Linked DNA regions of Mus musculus: region 2 is linked to region 1. Evidence: chromatin loops called from intact Hi-C (ENCODE). Cell type or tissue: gastrocnemius. All regions are shown on one strand.

Region 1 (2,500 bases):
AAAACCACAGATTTTTGTTTTCTGGAATCTTGTTAGAGATTCCACAAGGCTAGGGTTGTTCCTCTGATCTTCAGCCTTCACATGTTTTTAGTAAGGAGATAGGTTACCTGTCTTTATAATTTCAGGCCCCAATAGCCCCACCAATTTTAAAATGTCATTTGCTGTTCTTGGCTATTCTCATGTAACAACCATGTACTCACTGATGGTCTCTGCAGGAAAAGCAACTATACATTAGCCCGAGGATGGTTCCTTTCTCTAGACCAAGCTTAAGGCAAAGGACAAGAATCTTCATTAATTACGGAAATCTGACTTTATTACAGTGCTTCATCTTAGTCCTGTGACAAGTCACAGGGGCTTAAAATAATGTTCATTTTGACAAAATAAAAACTTATTTTTCTTTCCTGTTTAGCCAAAGCAGGTAGCTTGTGTGATTACTGGCATCTAGGTACTAAAACAAAGCTAGAAGGTTGAGCTTTCCTTCCTCCAAAGTAGGAAGGGTTTTCTAAACTTCTCCTAAAACAGGTTCTTGTGAGGAGAGTCATGGTGCTTTCCCTATGGCTGGCTTTCATTGGACAGCTAACTTACAAAGTAGGACTGGCCAGACTCCTAACACCCAGAGACACAAAGAGTTGTCTGACTCCAGGTAGCTTTTTTTCATATATATATATATATATGTGTGTGTGTGTGTGTGTGTGTGTGTATACACAAATATGAGTACCAAAATGGTTACTTTCACTCTAAAAGACAAGAAACAAACCTAGTTCCACATTGTTTTTGCTGGTAAATACAAAGACTAACAAACAAAAATCTTAAAATTTGTCACTATATGGCTTTTTCAGGGCTAAGGTGTCATTCACACTTGTCTCACTAAACGTGCTATTTTTTTTTGACTAAAATGACATATTAAAAGGCTTGATGCCACTTGATCCCATAAAGCAGGGCATGTTACTTTGGGATCAGGTTCCCCTGGGGTCTCCCTTTAAATTTTGATGTTGTTATTTTGTGTGTGTGGATATTATGACTTATTAATGTTTGTGCAGTGTGGTGCCGAAGGAGGCCAGAAGAGGGCATCAGATCCCTTGGACAGGGGTTACTAATAATTGTGAGCTGCCATGTGGATGCTGTGACTCAAACTCAGGTTCTCTGGAAGAGCAGCCAGTGCTCTTAATGGCTAAGCTATCTGTTACACCGCTCCCTTAATTAAAGCATACAGGTAATCTAATTCAGCAGTTGTTTTTCTACAACCCAATGTCTTTCGGCTAGTCTTTATTCTTCTCTTTCAAATTCAATTTACAATAAACAGAAAGATCGTGGATTAAAGGAGTGTGCTAGGGCTAAGCCACACGTGTAGAGATAGTTTTTTCTAGTATACAACCTCGGGATTCACAGTATGATCAAATATCCTGCAACAGAGTATTTAAATAAGAGCTATTTATTACAGGCATATATTCCTCCCTACATGTTATTTTTAAGGCACTAAGTTGTGGTCTTATTACAACGAATGGTTCTTAGGCACTAATTAAAAAAAAAAATTTAAGCCGGGCGTGGTGGCACACGCCTTTAATCCCAGCACTCGGGAGGCAGAGGCAGAGGCAGAGGCAGGCAGATTTCTGAGTTGGAGGCCAGCCTGGTCTACAAAGTGAGTTCCAGGACAGCCAGGGCTATACAGAGAAACCCTGTCTCGAAACAAACAAACAAACCAAAAAAATCTAAAAGTTTAAGGTTATCCTGACTCTTCCCCAATTCAAACATCTGTAAATAACCATGCAGATCTAAATTTGAAAATCTTTAAGAAAGGGCTGGCAAGATGGCTCGCTCATCAGGTAAAAGCTCCTACCACCAAGTTGAAGACTGGGTACCTGCATTAGTGAGAGAACTGATTCCCACAAACTGACCTCTAGGTTCACCTGGCATGCACACAAATGTAATGTTAAAAATTCAAGAATAAAAGATAAGCCATGTCTCACTTGACAAGAAGTTTCCACTTATGTGGCGTAAATGCAACTTTGAACCGATTTGAACCTGAACTAAGCAGTACATGGGCCTGACTAGGGATTGGAGCGATCACTAACCACAGACAAAACTCGTTTGTGGTTGGGCCCAGCAGGCTTGAACCCTATGTGGAGTTTGACCTATCTGGCAACTCCCGTCTCTCAAGAACCACATTCCAGGGCTCTCTCTTCTCTAAAGCCCTCACTCGGCGCCGCGAGTTAGCTATAGCCCGTAGTCGCCCACTTCCTCCAGGAGAGATTCAGATCTTCCCATCATGCCGCGGGAGCGCGCTGGGCCCCAGAGTGCACTGCGCGTGCGTGCGAGCGCGCGCGCAGCCCCACTCCCTTGCGGCCGCGGGAAAATTCCAAACACGTCAAAACAAAAAAAGTTCCGTGAGGCTGTGCCAAGTTTTCAAGCCGCAGAAGCCGGGCGGTGGCTTCTTTTCCGCCGCGGCCCAGTCTGCTGAGGCAGCTCTGGGTGAGGACCACCCGGGAAGACCGCCGTTTCC
Region 2 (2,500 bases), 130 kb before region 1:
TCCCTAAGTGCGCTTGCGCCCTTCACTCGGCCTCCGGGGCACTGGAGGAGGCCACAGGCTGGAGCAGGACTTAGGGAAGGGGGGACGTTTCCTGGGGGTTCTTTAGTGTTGGGCTTCTCGGCTAGGATCACTCAGGCCCTCCCTCCAGGTCCCCGGTACTAAACCATGGCTGCTGGTGGTGGCTTCTCAGTTAGCCTCTCTCCCCAGCACCCCAAGTCTCATTCAGGACTGGCGCTCAGGCCACGCGTGGGGGCGCCCCCTGGTCCCTAGAGTACAGTTCCCACGCTGCAGTCTCACTGATTTACAACCAAGGCCCCCACGCCCCCAGGGCTTCCTCTGGATGGTCCTGGTTCCAGTCCGAGGGAGAGGCATTGCGCCGCGGGCGCCCACGCCCCACACTGCTGTCCAGAGGGGATCCCCGGGCGGGTGTGCGGGGGACAGCGATTCCCCGGCGTTCACTCCTCCCTTCTGCTTCGTCCCCAGGGGAAGGCTACTGGCCGGAAAGCGCCGCTGTGGCTGAGAGCGAAGTTTCAGAGACTCTTATTTAAACTGGGTTGTTACATTCAAAAGAACTGCGGCAAGTTTTTGGTTGTGGGTCTCCTCATATTTGGGGCCTTCGCTGTGGGATTAAAGGCAGCTAATCTCGAGACCAACGTGGAGGAGCTGTGGGTGGAAGGTAAGCGATCAGGCGCCGCTAGCGCGTCCTTCGTCTTCCTTCCCTTTACTGTGTTTGATGAAGATATTTGCCAGCATGCACCTAGAGCCTCCTTGTAGCCAACGAGAAGCCCTTGCCCGCACCAGGGGCGACTGTTTATTGTTTGCATGGCTGGCCAGTAGCCAGGCCCGCCCGACAAAGGCCGCGCTGTAATCTACTCGGGGCGCTGCGCTTTGCTAGGTGTGGTGGGAGAGAGTGGCGGGGGCGCAGAGGCCCTGCGCGGGACGGACCACTCCGCAGAGCCGTGGGGGTGGTCCCCGAAGCTCGCCACAGCTGCCTGCCTGGCTTTGGCCCGGGAGCCGCGGCCCGGGAAAGGCCTCTCTGATCCGGGAGCCTGAGCTCGGCTTCTTTACCCCCACCCCCCACCCACCCACTGTGTCTGCGGTGAAAGGAGAGGGGGGTGGAGGGCAAGGCCACCCCTCTGGCTGCAGGGAGTGTGCGCGCCCCCGGGGCGCGCAGGGGGCGGGCGCCTCGCGGGCCTGCGGAGGCGGCCGCGTGTGTGGTCCTGTTTTTGGACTGCTTTCAACTCTGGGGGAAAAAAACATTTGTCTCAAGGTACCAAAGGGGGGTGGGGGGAGTTGAAAAAAATAGTAAAGCACAAACTGGAACGCATGTTTGCAAAGTAGATTAATGTTTTCTCGCGGGTGGGGGGGCTTTTTAAATGGAATTATTCTTGGGGGTGGTTGCATTTGTTAAGCTTGCAAGTGTGTGTGTATTTTAAAAGAAAGCAAGTTTGATGGGAGGGGCCACGGGAGCTTCCCTCGGTGTGTGTGTGTGTGTGTGTGTGTGTGTGTGTGTGTGTCTTTTATCCAAGTGCCTCGATTTGGAAGGGGAGGGGTTGGGGACCTGCTTTATAAAAGGACTTGTAAATTGAAAATAGGTTTTCCATTTTTCCCCACCCCACCACCGTGGAATCTTTTTGCTCTTTGTGATTTTAGGCTTTCTTTTTTCCTTCGTTCTTTGTTAGTGTCTCAGTTATCTCTTTGAAAAGTACCAACCCCTTGTTTGAAAACATTTTAGCTTCTGGCAAACACTGCTTTGAGCATCAGAGTAGTTGGGCAGATGTTTCAACCCCAAATATTTGGTACATGCCTACTGCAAGCCACCCAGGACAGAATTTTGAAACCAGGGTTAATGAGTAATTTCTTAGGTCACCAGTTTCAGGATGCTCTTGGAAACTAACCTTCCAGAATATTCTGTTACCTTAGCTTTCACTATTTTTGCAAAACTAGTGGTGGAGTATTTAGTTGGAAAGTAACAAAATAATAATCCTAATCTTTAAGAGCAGAGCACATTCCTGCCTTGAGTAGCTTGGTTAATGAATACAAGTGTCTTTTGGATTGATTCCATTAGGTAATTTACCCCACTTTGCTTCCTTGTCATTGGTAGTTCAGAGAATAGTTTTATTGAGCACTGACTATGTCCCTGGCAACAAATTTCCTTAGTATCTCTAGTGTTCCTGACCCTGTGCTAGGCACTGTGATGGAGACATTGCACAGTGCCCTGTGCTTCAGACTACAGGAATTCAATGCATTTTCACTGAGTATAGGCTCCCACTTGAACTGTTTCATGAAAGTTAAATTAGGAGAAAAAAAGGCCTTAGTAGATGTCTTGAGGTAGGCAGGGGTACTGGAGAGACAGGAAGCAAGAGAGTATTGGCGGGAACAGGCCACCCCCTGCAAGGTCCTGGAAAGTTAAGTTAACCAGCAGAACGTAAGGTCCTAGGCACAGAAACTGACCAGCAAGACTATAGAGCAGAAGTTAAGCTAATGGCTCCACAGTTGG

What was found. A loop is a pair of places that touch in the nucleus more often than their neighbours do. Peaks named below come from ENCODE experiments on the same cell type or tissue, not always from the same donor. Only the 100,000 strongest peaks of a DNase experiment are listed, where the experiment ranks them.
Region 2: it touches region 1 in a loop (4-fold over the local background); 21 of 42 quality-filtered maps call a loop at or near these places.

The regions. Positions count from the first base shown.
Region 1 is chr13:63,431,542-63,434,041 of GRCm38, reverse strand. Fancc (Fanconi anemia, complementation group C) reads left to right here and starts at 2,297. Exons shown (of 15, transcript NM_007985.3): 1 at 2,297-2,500. In gastrocnemius, a CTCF peak has its summit at 1,065 (motif pointing right); DNase peaks (open chromatin) are centred at 1,062 and 2,339; H3K4me3 peaks cover 932 bases; H3K27ac peaks cover 936 bases.
Region 2 is chr13:63,561,799-63,564,298 of GRCm38, reverse strand. Ptch1 (patched 1) reads left to right here. Exons shown (of 24, transcript NM_008957.3): 2 at 484-676. Among named protein-coding and RNA genes, the nearest start is that of Ptch1, 2.7 kb to the left of the region's middle. RefSeq lists an enhancer at 1,088-1,456. In gastrocnemius, no CTCF peak of the experiment used is centred here; DNase peaks (open chromatin) are centred at 12, 325, 984 and 1,465; H3K4me3 peaks cover 2,379 bases; H3K27ac peaks cover 1,799 bases.